Regions from separate parts of the Homo sapiens genome. Here region 2 is linked to region 1. The links are chromatin contacts, found by Hi-C or POLR2A ChIA-PET in ENCODE. All regions are on one chromosome and are shown on one strand. Each heading gives the region's core, a stretch centred on a gene start or an enhancer-like site at or near the end of the contact. The rest is flanking DNA. Distances are from core to core; before and after follow the strand shown.

Evidence for each region. Hi-C counts contacts between places; a loop is a spot of excess contacts on that map. ChIA-PET counts read pairs that join two places held with the same protein, here RNA polymerase II (POLR2A). Pooled maps may share reads with other maps.
Region 2: a pooled map shows a loop between it and region 1 (2.5-fold over the local background). The contact joins the promoter of LGALS9 here to the promoter of LYRM9 in region 1. A Hi-C loop is called at or near these places in 1 of 168 maps with a recorded cell type or tissue (GM23248) and 2 of 50 pooled maps. POLR2A ChIA-PET finds 5 or more read pairs at or near these places in 1 of 52 experiments (HEK293).

What each region holds. Positions count from the first base shown.
Region 1 is chr17:27,890,561-27,897,428 of GRCh38, reverse strand. It overlaps LYRM9 (LYR motif containing 9), which reads left to right and starts at 4,064. Exons shown (of 4, transcript NM_001076680.3): 1 at 4,064-4,112. RefSeq lists a silencer at 3,883-4,432.
Region 2 is chr17:27,627,669-27,634,536 of GRCh38, reverse strand. It overlaps LGALS9 (galectin 9), which reads right to left and starts at 3,349. Exons shown (of 11, transcript NM_009587.3): 1 at 3,233-3,349. The coding sequence starts at 3,271. RefSeq lists enhancers at 3,320-3,439, 2,907-3,724.

The sequences.
Region 1 (6,868 bases), core at 2,815-5,314:
GTTTTCTAGAACCACCTTTCAAATGAACTAGTTGTTCTCAAATCCTTGCTTTGGGGGCCTCTCTGGGGGGAGTCCAAATTGGGGTATATGTAACTATAAATTGTGATGCATGCCATGGAGAAAAGTACAGTCTACTCTTTGGGTGGGGGGACCTGCTCCATTATGGGGTGGGAATGTGGATGTCAGGGAAGGCGAGGAAGAGATCTATTAGCTGGGATCTAAAGGAGGAGCAGGGCAGAAGGACACGATACAATGAGTGTCTGAAAGGCCACTGTGGCTGCTACAGAGGACGGGGACATGGATGGAAGCTTAAGAGGCCAGACCCTGGAGGGCCTCATAGGACATGGTAAGGAGTTTGGCGTATGTATTCAGAGAACACGGAGAAGTCATTAAGGGGACTACAGCAGGACAGCGACAAGACTATACCTGTCTCTAACCATAGTGGAGAAGGACAGGAGAGCCCGCATGGCAGGGATAGAGTTCAGAGGCCTCCGCTATGACCCAGGGTCTTGCATGGAGTTTTGCACATGAAGGAGTCTCAACAGATGTTTGCTGAAGTGGAAGGTAACTATTAACCATGTAGTTGACTGACCAGAACACCCAATTTCCTGGCCAAGCCGATAAATGATTTCCCTTCATTAACGTTGCCTTTTTTTTTTTTTCTGGGCTGCTACACTTAAAACTCTATCATCCCTTTCTCTTGGGGACAGCATCAACAGGATAACTCCCTTCTACTTTTACTTATTCTCCACTTCCCTCCTTTTCACTTTCTTCTTTCTCTCCTTCTCCTCTTCACCCCTTTGTCTCTCCTCTTTCTTCAAATAATCCTATTTAATAAAGTTGATTATTTCTTACCGTCTCCATTCCTATTAATGGTGGCATGTAATTCTTGTCTCTGGACATCTCAAGACACTGCAGATATAGTCAGTGGAAACAGAATTACACTTTGTGAGCAAGGTAATTTTAAGTGGATCTTTAGTCAAATGCTGTCAAAATGCAAAAAAGAAGAATGTTCCCAAGCGCATTCACTCCTTTGGTAATATTGCCACATACACATCCAGCATGCACTTGAAATTTTTATGAAAAAGAAATTCCATTCCAAAGGTGATTCATACAAAACATTATGTGTATGTGTGTATGTTATTTACAATTTGAAATCATGAGACATAGAACATATTTTCAAGAGATAAAAAAAGTGGGGACATATTCAGAGATAACATACATCTGATCACCAATGTGGTTTCACATGTGGTCACTGTTAATAAATTACTACAGAACACACTAGAAACAGAGAATGACATATACCAGTCAGCAAAGTTGGATTTATGGTGCTGCAGAAAGTAACATAGTATGGAGGACCAGGAAGGCTGAAACCCAGCCCATAAATTAATCTCCAAGTGTATGTTGTAAATAGTCACAATTGTACCCTTTTTCCTCTTGTGTTCCCTTTTATAAAAATATTGAAATCCTTGCTCATCCCTTTCTTTTGCCCAGCAATTAAAGAAAAACAAACTAGATGTCTGAGATTTCACATAACCTTTCATACCCAATATTTTTATTGTCTTAAATCTTGAGTAGTCAGCAAGAGTTGTGTTTTGCAATACGCTGGGGTAAGGAAAATCTGTTCACCCCATTTTCCATTTTCGCCCCTGGTGTCCTCTTCTGGCATATTCACCCATCACCCCATGGCCCTCACCCTGTGTTCTGGCAGGATTTGAGACATGCAAATTGCAAGCTGGTAAATAGCAGCTTTGCATATTTTGAATAGAAGAGAACAACGTGGTACCACTCATTCTGTTCTCAGGGAAATCTGAGATAATAGGGAGCAAGATCGAGGGCAGACCGAGGGTCTTAAGTATTTTCTTAAAAGTGTTTATTATGCTTATTAAACCTATTGTACACTGATGAATTAATTTGAATTATTTACATGGTCACCCTTGGAGACAATAACCTGATTTAATCAGAGGATGCAAACGTTATCATTTCTCTTTGAAATCTAAAAACAGGTTTAAACTGGAAACGTCAGGACTTCTTGTATCTTTCCCTACAAATACTGGTTACAAATCTGCAGTTGTCAGGCTAAATGACATAATGTCAGAAATCAAGAGAATGTGGTGTATTTCTTAGGAAAGTCAATAAACTCCCCTGTGCGAACATGTCCCCTGGACAGTGGGTGACTAATTTCTCAAGTAAAAGGTCTTTCTATTTTGTTTATCTGTAAATATCATGCACTGTCTGACATAAGGGGGTTCATCTGCTAAAATTTCAGTGTATAGGAAAATGACATGGTAAAAATGGTTGGGGTTTTATCAGATTATGAGACTGGTGTCATTTTAAGTGAATGTTTGGACTAGTAAAAATTATTTCATTTTACTATTGAAGCTGTAAGAACCTAAGGTTGCTGTCAAGTTGAAAGGTTCAAATTCAATTATTTTCAAATCTAGGTTTCCATTGTGACTTGGAAAAAAAATTAGAGATTATTGTTCAAATCTCTCCTACTTTGGATTTTTTTTTCTTAGTATTTGGATGTTTATAAGAAATTGTTGTGAAAGTTAAAATCTTGTGCGTTTGTAAAATTGGAAGAGGCACAAGTGATTCTGAAGGTGGAGCCTTTCAGAGGTAAAGCAAACAGCTTGCATCTTCAATATTTTATGAGATCTAGGTATTAGAACCATGTTTCTGATGCAGGAATACAGCTATCTAGGAACAAAAGGGAGATGAGACTACAGAACAGACTGTGAAATTTCTTAAAATTATTAAATGATCCTAAGACTGAGCACAGGAGTGGATGATGTTACTGCAGATTGTTCTTAATAAGGGCTTTAAAAGCTTAATGATTTATTGATTGGCTCTGCATTAATGACGTGCCCTTGATTATGCATGTGTAAATAAGAGGGCTGATTTATGAGGGTACAATTGTATCTTTCAGATATATTTGTCCAAGTCTACATCTTTAAAATAAATGGAAGCAATTATCTGAATATTTCAAGGGAGGGAACCCCACCTTCCCATCCCCCACCCCCGATTTGAGGGAAGTCTAGTATGTTAGGTGAAGAGAAAAAAAAAGAAAAGAGGAAGCTCTAAAGGGAGTTAGGAACAAAACAAAACTTCCGTTAAGAAATATCCCTGCTTCTCTTATCCTAAGAGAAGAAAAACAGATTCCCAGGTGCCACCGGGGAGCAATGTTTTACTTAAAAAAAAAAAAAGAAAAAGGAAAAAGAAAAACCTGTAAGAAGTTGTCCTGTTAAATCAACGACACATGGAGTCTGAAGGAAATCAGCCTTTTCGTTACAAACAGGTTTAAAAAGCCCTGGAGAAGAGAGACGTGAACAGAAGCAATATTATCCACTAACAACCTAACTCCCGCTTAGACATCAGCTGAGAGATCAGCAGCATCATTGAACAGGGGGGTTTGTCTTAAGATAATGACTCATCTTGATTTCTTTCAGGATATAAAACTTGTATTTAAATCAATTCAGAGAAGCACTTGAGCTTTAAACATTAGAGAGCAGGGAGAGCCTATTTAATAAACAGCATTATTTCATTTTCAAAGAATGATACTGGCAGTAGCTCTAAGTTTAAATTTTGTATTATTTTCCTCAATTATAATTATAGATGGGTCTGAAAGGAAGCATGCTTATTACTGTCATATTTATTCTTTTGACAGGTGTTATGGGACTGTAATTTGGTGAAATGATTCAAAACGCAGATTCCTATCCAAACACAATTCTTGTCATCAACACGAGAGGTTCAGGAAAAGTCCTCCAGCAAGCCTTTCAGAGATCTTGAACACCCCATATTCATAGCACAATCCATATTCAGGAATAAGGAGGAGAGAGTGCCTTTAGGGCTTATATCCGGCGTAGCAACAGCCAGAAGGCAGAGTGGGTGTTTGAGGTAACAGGTAACGAAGGCTGTTAGTGGGGACAGCTTTCAACTGGGTGGGGTCGGATCTAGGAAGAGGCACCCAGTAGGACCCCGAGTCCCGCGCGCGGCCGGCAGAGGGCGCTGGGCTCACCGTCGCCGGGCAGGGGCGGTGCCGCTCAGTCCCCGGGGCGCAGGCGCACTCGTCGCCGCGGCGGCGTCCGGGGCTGGCGTTCCCCTGGAGGCTGGTGAGCCGCGCTGCGCAGGCCGAGGCCGAGGGCGGGGGCGCGGGGGCAGCGGCGGCCGGAGCCACTGGGTGGCGGGGGCGGGCTAGGGATGTGGAGGCCTCGGGTGTCCTCGGATCTATTGAAGACCTAGGGGCGACCCGCGCCGGCACCTTTTCCCTTGCGGTCTGCGCTCTTCCACCGGAGAGCTGAGTGCACCGGAGCGCGGCGCCCGGGCTTGACGCAGGCCTGGCCGGGCGGCCTCGGAGGAGCAGGAAAGGCCTGCAGCGCGAGCTAGGGGCGCGAGGTCCGGGGCAGCCCGGAGGCCAGCCTCTCAGAGGCTCACGGGCCTGGCCACTTTTAAAAGGAGAATGTCCCCTCCACCGTCCCTCTGCCCGCGGCACCCGGTGGCCGGAGCAACCTTGTCGTGATGATTTATGCTTCTGCGTAAGAGCAAGTTGCTCCGTGGCCAAAACCCTTTCGCTCCTAGGATTGATCCTTTTTGTGGTTATTGTTTTAAAAAGTTTTATTGAGATATAATTCACGAAGCATACAGTTCACCCATCTAAAGTGCACAATTCAGTGTCTTTTAGTGTGTTTGCAGAGTTGTGCAGCTGTCACCATAATGTTTTAGAACATTACCCCCCAAAAGAAACACCTCCTTTAGCTGTCACTCCCCCCTCCCATCTACTCCCATTCTCCCAGCCCTAGGCAACCACCAATGTACTTCTGTCTCTGTACTTTTGCCTATTCTGGATGTTTCGTATAAATGGAATCATACATTAAGTAGCCCCTTGTGACTGGGTTTGTTCACTTAGCGTAATGTTTTCTGGGTTCACCTGCCATAGGTTCTTGACTTCAGGACAGTTTCCTGCTGGCTTTAGTTTCCTCTGGTAACTTGGGAATCAATTGACATCTATGGAACTTCTGTTATGGTTCAGGTACTATAAACTGTGGAGGAGTGACTAATAACCGTATATATATTTTTCTTACTAATTTCCCTTCATTTCACAGGTGTTGAACTAATACAGTATAGTTTCTTGTTCTTCAGAAGCTTACAGTCAGCAAGGAACAGAAAGCCAAATAAAGTAGGAAAGGGTAAGATGTTCAACGCTGGGCGCAGTGGCTCATGCCCATAATCTCAGCACCGTAGGAGGCTGAGGAAAGAGGATCACTTGAGCCTAGAATTTTGAGACCAGCCTGGGCAACATAGTAAGACTTCGTTTCTATAAATAATTAAAAAAATTAGCCAGACGTGGTGGCGTGTGCCTGTGATCCCGGCCACTTGAGAGGCTGAGGTAGAATCGTTTGAGCCCGGGCAGTTGTGACTGCAGTGATCCCTGATCATGCTACTGTACTCCAGCCTGGGTGACAGAGTGAGACCCTGTCTCAGGACAAAAAAAAAAAAAAAAAGATGTTCAAGCACTTAAGATGTGCCAGCCCCTGTGCTAGGCACTTTCCATAAGTTAGCTAGGTTGGTCTTTACAAAACCCCTGTGAGGTGGGTTATTCTTTTCTCCAGTTTACAGTGGGGGAAGCAGAAGTCCAGAGAAGTCAACCAGGTTGGCCAGGATTACACAGCTAGTAGATAGCAGAGGTAGGCTTTTAAACTAGGGTTCTTTGTCTCCAAAACCTGCTCTAAGTTCTGTCACATCGATTATAATCACAATAAGTGATTACAGAGCAGTGTGATGACTGTAATAGGGGTGTGAACAGCATGGGATGAAAGCCTGAAGGAGGTGACAGGGAACTGGATCTCTAAGGATGAAGGGGAATTCTTGAGGCAGGTGAAGAAGTCAAGGTAGGGGAAAGCACAGCATGTTTCAGAGATGGTATTAACAATAACAGTTAGTAGGAAACATGTAGTGTGTGCCAGGCATCATGCTTAGTAGTCTAGGAGCGTTATTTCATCCTTACAACAGTCCTATGTAGGAAATACTATTTATTAGGGACCGCATTGACAGATGGGGAACAGACTTCGAGATAGAAGTTAAGAAACTCGTCCAGGGTCCTAGAACTAGCAGGTGATAGAACCAGGATTTGAACCCAGACTGTCTGATCCCAGAGTCCTCCAAGTTCAGTCTGTGGCTAAAATGCAGGAAGTGTGGGAAGGACAGCAGGAGGGGAGACTGATGAGAGGGATTGAAACAGATCTCAGAAGGCCATGGGTAGAGAACTCTCTACAGAGGTTCTGAGGAAGGGGAGTGACAGGGTGTGCTTTTTAGGAAGTGTTCTTGGGTGGCACCATGTGGATTGGGCTGGAAGGAGGGAGACAGATCAGGAGGTATTCGGATAGTCCCAGCCAGGTATGGGTACAAAGCTGGGAACCAAGGTAATGCCAACAGGGATGAAGGGGGCAGGGAGGGGGTGAGGGGACTTTAGAGCCTTGGCTATGTAGGAGAGGGACTGGGGGAGGCAGGGATTGCTGCCCCATTGCTAGCTTGGGAGAACACAGATGTGCAAGATGGAGCCCTGGAGTGGGTGGGGGTGGGAAGCAAAACCACTCCATTCCTATTTTTCAACTTTTCCCTTCAAGAAGAGTAATTGCATATTTAAAAAATGGCCTGTGCAGGCTTAATTTAGCGTGTATCAGTGCTCAATAGGGCATAATTTCTGGTTATTTTCTGCAGTTCCATTCTTTCGTCTTTTTTTAATATATGACTTTTTCCCACTTATTTTTAGGTGCCTATATCGGGACATAGATTAGGGAAAAGGACAGTGGGGTTAAATGGGACTGTGGGCCTGCTTCTCAACATCTGTGCCAGTGATAACACTTGGCTT
Region 2 (6,868 bases), core at 2,100-4,599, 260 kb after region 1:
TCTGTCAGCCAGGCTGGAGTGTGTTGACGCGATCTCAGCTCACTGTAGCCTCCACTTCCTCAGGCTCACGTGACCCTCCCACCTCCGCCTCCCAGGTAGCTAGGACTACAGGCATGCACCACCACACCTGGCTAATGTTTGTCTATTTTTTGTAGAGACGTGGTCTCACTTTGTGGCCCAGGCTGGTCTCAAACTCCTGGATTAAGGAGATCCTCCTGCCTCGGCTTCTCAAAGTGCTGGGATTATAGGCATGAGCCACTGGGCCCAGCCAAAGCTGCTGGTTTTAAAGATGGCAGGAGGGGTCATAAGCCAAGGCCTGCAGGCAGCCTCTAGAAGATGGAAAAGGAAAAGAAACAGATTTTCCCCTGGGGCCTCCAGAAGGAAACAACTTTGCTGACACATTGATTTTAACATCTGACCTTCAAAATCATTAAGAGAGCAAATTTGTTGTTTTAAGATTGGCCAGCCAAGGCTGCTGTGGAATTTGGATAAGTGTGTCCAGAAAACCCAGGAAAACAACCGGACCTGCTTTTGTTCCATGTGGTGCAGGAGGATGGATTTTCACACTGGATTTATGGTCCCACGGGACTGGGCTTGCCTCCCAGCTCTGTACACTAGCAATTCTGACACTGGCCAAGTCACTTGACCTGCCTGTGCCCCAGTTCCCTCCTCTGAATGGCAGGACAGTAACACCACCCGACAGTGTTCTGGAGAGGACTGGGTGCAACGCTGTGTGCTGAGCCCCTGGCTGGCAGCGTTCTGAGAGGACTGGGTGCGATTCCGTGTGCTGAGCCCCTGGCTCATGTCAGACATGACAGTGCAGCTCTTTGCATTGAACAAATCGATCCCTCTGCTGAGTCATGACTTGCTCTCTGTTCCTGATAGTGCCCAGAGACCGGGGACTTTTCCTCCTCTTCTTATCTGGAAGTCTAGAAAGCAGAGCTGAGCCCTGTGAACCAAAATGTGGGCAGCCTTGTTTTGGACTCAGCATCACCAGAGGACACCCAGGCCCGACCCCGAAGTGGGGAGCTCAGCCTGGCTGGCCAAGACTGCGTGCCAGCAGGAGGCCAGTACGTGGCTCTTAGCCAAGGTGCCCCGCTGCCTCAGAGGCTCCATGGTCCTGCTGGCCACCTTCCATGACACTTTGATTTTAGACTTCTGACCTCCAACACTGTAAGAACAAATGTGTTGTTTTGAGGTTGACCAGCTAAGGCTGCTGTGGCATTTGGATCCATGTGTGTCCATGAGGGCTCTGGGCATGACTAGGAACATTTATCCTCACAGCAACCCCGGCCACTTTTACAGATGAGGAAACTGAGGCACAGAAAAGTTCAGTCACTTGCTCAAAGTTACACAACTGGTCAGCAACAGAGCTGGGATTTGAACCCCAGCACCCACGCTTCTAACCACCACACAGGCTTCCTCTCATGAGTAAGCTGAGAACATCCTTATTCCTGGCTCTCCCAGTGCTTCCTGGACCACACAGCACGTGGTTCCAGCTTCCCCCAGGCCCTCCAAAGAGGCTGGGCTAGATGAGGCCAGACAAGAAGTGGGAGTGAGGTTTCCAAGCCAGGCCCTCATGGCACTCAGCCCTCCTCAGCAGGACAGCGAACCGCGTGACCTTCCCCCACTGTCGGCATGTGGAGGAAGCGTGGCTCCGACTGCCAGATGGGTCACCAAGTGAGGCTTAATTGTCCCAACCCAGGGGAGCCCCCGTGGGGTAGAGGGGTACTCTGGACACCCATAGGGGCTGCACTGATCATCTTTCTTGTCTGGACTCCAAGGCCCTGTTTTAACTCTCTGATGTCCGTAGGATAATTTTCCTTCTGAATCCAAGGATTAGAAAGTAAAAACCAGTCACCAGAATAATAATATGTCAGAACCTGGAAGAAGCTCTGGGATCCCCTCTTTGACAGAAAACCAGAGACAGGGTGACATGCCCAAGGCAGCACCTGCTGACCCTAAGGCCCCCACCAGCGGCCTGTTCCAGCTTCCCCCAGCCCCCTCTGTGCAGGTCCTACCTCAGGGGCCTCCACAGGGTGGCTGAGGTGTCATTGGTGACAGCCAGGAGGAAACAGGCCTCCTTTCCCCATTCTTTCTCTCTGGAGTTTAGAAAGCAGAGCCGAGCTCTGCAGACCAGAACGTAGGCAGCCTCATTCTGGACTCAGTGTCACCAGGGGGCACTCAAGCCCGACCCTGGCCTCTGCTGAGGTGGGCCATGGCAGCTTCCCTCCCTCAGTACCCTGCCTCTGCCCACCCTCCCCACCCTGCCTCCCCACCCAGGAAGGACCCATCAGCCCACCCTCTCCAGCCCCTCGGGAAGCTCTTTGCCAAGGCGGGGTGAGATCCTATGACAGGAGCCGGCCCAGGACACAGTGACCCCTGAAGTCTCCTGGGCTCCTGGGGCTGCCACTCCCATCTGGAGGCATTTGGCAACTGGCCTCTGCCTCCCTGAGCCTCAGATTTTCCGTGTATGAAGGGGACTCATAAACCTCACAGGGTTTCAGCAAGGCACCTGCCGCCCTCTGACCCCACGCTGCAGGGACAGTCCTCACCCCCCTCTCACCTCTGAGACTGCCCCTCCACAGATGCCCTGAACATGCCCATGCCCAACCTTCAGAGCACAGACACCTCCTCGGGAGGTCTTCCCTGCTGCCCTCAGACACCCAATAACATGAAACACTCCCAAAGCACCTACAGTGTGTCAGGCACTGTTCAAACACACTAGATACACTACTTCCTTAATCCATATCCCAACCCTGGGAGTGGGGGGCTCAAGTATTATTCCCACTTCACAGATATGGAAACTGAGGCCCAGAGACCACCAGCCAGTAAATAGCTGGACCCAGGGAGGCCACCTTCACAGTAAGCACCCTTAACTACCATGCCGGGTAGCGTCCTTACTGTCCCAGAAGCGTGCTTGCTTCCTCTTTACATGAACCACCCCGCTCTACATGTCTTCCCCTGAGCACACAGGACAGGACAGGACAGGACAGCTCAGTCAACACTGTCAAAGCCATGACTCGTGGGAAGGAGCATCCCTCCAGGCATGAGTGAGCTCAGCACGGCACAGGTGTGCCAGGATGACCTCCTCTGATATTTCTGCCCTGCTTGTGTTCTCTTTGGGATGCCCCCACCCCCATCCCCTGCCACCCAGGAGTTGCTTCCTCAGAGCCCCAGAGCTGTGTCCCTCTGGCTGAGGCAGCCCTGTGCCCATAGCCCTGGAACTCACTGGACTCAGGTAGGGAGCCTGGGAACCGCTGAAGGCCATCTCTCCGCCGCCTCTGTGGCCACCGCTGCCTTTCACACCCACTAGGAAGTCCTTTGTAGAGGGAACGACTTAACAAAGAAATAGAAACCAAAGCAACTTGGCTGTTATTCAATGGGGAGGAGCCGGCAGCAAAAGGAAGTGGGTCCAGAGAGAGAAAGGTATGGTACTGGGTGGACTGGGGTGACACTCACAGAGGGAAGTAGGCACTCCCAGCCCCAGTGACCTTTCCCTCCTCCCTCTCCTGTGCTCAACCCAAGCCTGAAGCATATTTGGTTCATAGAGGTCTACAATGCTTGACCACACTGACATGACAGCAAGTTGCCAGATGACACTGCCCAGAAGTATGTGGCTGTGTGTCCTAAGCATGCTTGGCCACGGAGTCCAGAAAATAATGGGGCTGGGCATTGCCTGTGCACAGGGTGCTTGTGGGGAAGGGCGGCTTCAACCCATTTTACATACAGAGAAGCTGAGGCTCAGAGTCTAAGGGGCATGCCCCAGGTCACACAGCTAATTCGTGGCCGCCTGAACTTTATGAAGATTCTCAGACTCTTCAAAAAGTATTTCTCCTGTTTAAATTTATATTATTCATGTAAAAACATAATTATGTAGAGGGGAATATTTTGCAAGAAAAACACCATAATGAATATTTTTATTCTACAGTATGGGGTGCCCAGGAGCTTCTGATCCTCCCTCTCAATGAATCTCTCTTGATTCTCTTCTCCTTCTCTTCTCCATCCTTATTTTCTGCACTTTAGGATGAGGAGAGAAGTCTTGGACATGATAGAACATTTCAAGTGACATGGGGCTGGGAAGGAACATATGGCATGTGCAGGTCGTGGGGGAGGGAGCCATGAAATAAACTTACCTGAAGTCGACCAGGTCCCAGCGATGTGCTGGTGAGAAGGCCCAGAACTCAAGCTGGGTAGGGTAAGTGCTGGCAGGTAAGGGCTGTACGGGTGCGAGAGGATGGCAGGTGCCCCAGGGCCATACGTGAGTCTGCACCTCTCTTCCTTCCTGTGCTCCACCTAGATGCACTAGAATTTGCAGACTAATTCCTTTGAGATGCTCCAATAGACTGAGGCCATGTGTGCCATCTGCACTGTCCATCCCCATTATGTTCCTGGATCAAGTACCAGTTTAAGGAGTAGACAGTACAAGGGGAGCAGAAAGGAGAGAAAGGAAGGGAAATTCTTTGCGATCCTCTCGGACACCAGGGACAATTTCATCACGGCACATCATTTGTAGGCAATCACAAATTGATTGCGATACGCAACAACTGGAACTCTCATTCACAGCAGACTGGAGTGTAAAATAATCCAACTTAGAAAAATGGGCAGGGCGTGGTGGCTTATGCCTATAATACCAGCACTTTGAGAGGCTGAGGCAGGAGGATCACTTCAGCCCAGGAGCTTGAGACCAGCTCGGGAAAGGTTGGAAGACCCTGTCCCTACATATAATTTAACAAACAAATTAGCCAGGTGTGGTGGTGCACACCTGTGGTCTCAGCTACATGGGAGGCTGAGGTGGGAGGCTCACTTGACCCCAGGAGGTCAAGGCTGTAGTGAACCCTCATCACGCCACTGCACTCCAGCCTGGGTAATAGAGCAAGACTCTGTCTCAAAAAATTGAAAAATAAAAAATAAAAAGAAAAACTGCTTGGTGAGTTGTAATACAGTCAAATATCTACTTCTATGTTCTGGCTTTTCTACTTCTAAAAAATTACCCAAGAGAAAGGAAAACATATGTGCCTGTTTTTAACAGCTTTACTCATCATTGCCCCAGGCTGGAAACAGTGCAAATGTTCACCAAAGGAGAAGGGAGAAATGAATTGTGGTTTTCATACAACAGAGTAGCCCTCGGCAATAAAAAGGAGCTAGGCCACAGGAAACATCAATGGGCCTCGCAACTGAGCAGAAGAAGCCAGATCCAAACTTGACTTGAAGTGTTGTTCAAGTCAAGTTGAACAACAGGCCAGAATGGCGTCACCCTTGGGGGTCTCTGACTGGGAGGGGCAGGAAGGAGTCTTTGAGAGGCTGGAAATGTTCTGGATCTGGTTCTGGGTGGCGATCACACAGGTATTTACATCCATTAACAACAGGCTGAGGCTGGGTGCAGTGGCTGACACCTGTAATTCAGCACATTGGGAGGCTGAGGCGGGAGGATTGCTTGAGCCCAGGAGTTCGAGACCAGCCTGGGCAGCATGGCGAGACCTTGTCTCTACTAAAAATCAAAAAAATTAGTGGGGCATTGTGGTGCACACCTGTAGTCCTGGCTACAGGAAGGCTGAGGCAGGAGGATTGCTTGAGCCTGGGTGGTTGAGGCCACAGTGAGCTATGACCATGCCGCTGCACTCCAGCTTGGGTGACAGAGCAGGACCCTGTCTCAAAACAAAACTCAAAACAGAAAACCAGGATCTGTACATTTTACTCTACCTAGACAATATTTCCATAAAATACTGCTAAAAGAAAAAATCTCCCAGAGCCCAAGGAGACACAGGCACAGCTCAGAGTTCTAGCAAATCAGCACCTTAGCATCACCTTGAGCCTTGGAGGTGAGTCACAGGTAAGCAGCCTCACTATTGAGTCCAGCCTATAAAGGAGGGTCCTCTGCTCCACACCCTGCCTGGAGGGGCCCCAGTAAGGTCATACCCAAAGGCTGATGTGTTTTTAGACCAATCAACACAGTAGGGAGACACTTTGAGGCACAGTGCCGGCACCCTTCAGTCACCACAATCCATTCGCAGTGGTTAACCCTGGTCTTCAGGAGATGAGAAGCAGCCCTCGTGAATGTTTCTTCTCAGAGCTCTAGTATTCAAAGTCGCAGACCTGTCTCGGAGGCTCTGTTCTCTGCCCTGTAGACTGAGGGATCTTTTCAAAATGTGAGTCTGCCACCTCACACTCATTAGGATGGCTGTGATTAAAAAAAAAAAAAAAATCCAGGAAATAACAACTGTTGGCTAGATTGTGGGTAAACTGGAACTCTGTGAAAACAGCATGGCTGTTACTCAAAAATCTCAACATAGAATTACTATATGATCCAGCAATTCCACTTCTGGGTATATCCCCCAAATAACCAAAAACAGGAACTCAAAGAGACATGTGAACACCCATGTTTGTAGGAGCATCATTCACAAAAGCCAAGAGGTGAAAGCAACGCATGTCCATCAATGGATGAGTGGTCAACAAAATGTGGGCCAGACATACAATTCTATAGATAGTACAAATAGCCCACGTTTGAATCTTGGCCCTGTCATTTAATTCTTGTGTGATCTTCAATAAGTTCCTTAATTTCTCCAAGCTTCCTTTCCTCACCCATAAAATGAGGCAAATGAATGTGAACCTTAGAGAGATGCTGTGGGGATTAAATGGGCTAATGCATGAAAAGGACTTGGGGCTGAGCTCCGCACGTAGTGCCCACACACCAGCACCTTTAGAGTCACTCCTGGACTGCACTGATCCTGCGCCCAGACCCATTCACCTTCGCCAGTAGTAGACTTCCTCAAGAAGGAATCCTTCCATCTGCAGTGACACCTCCAGCACAGAGGGCCTCGGCAGGGCAGTCAGTGATGCCCGCAGACACCTGAGTCCTGTCGTACAA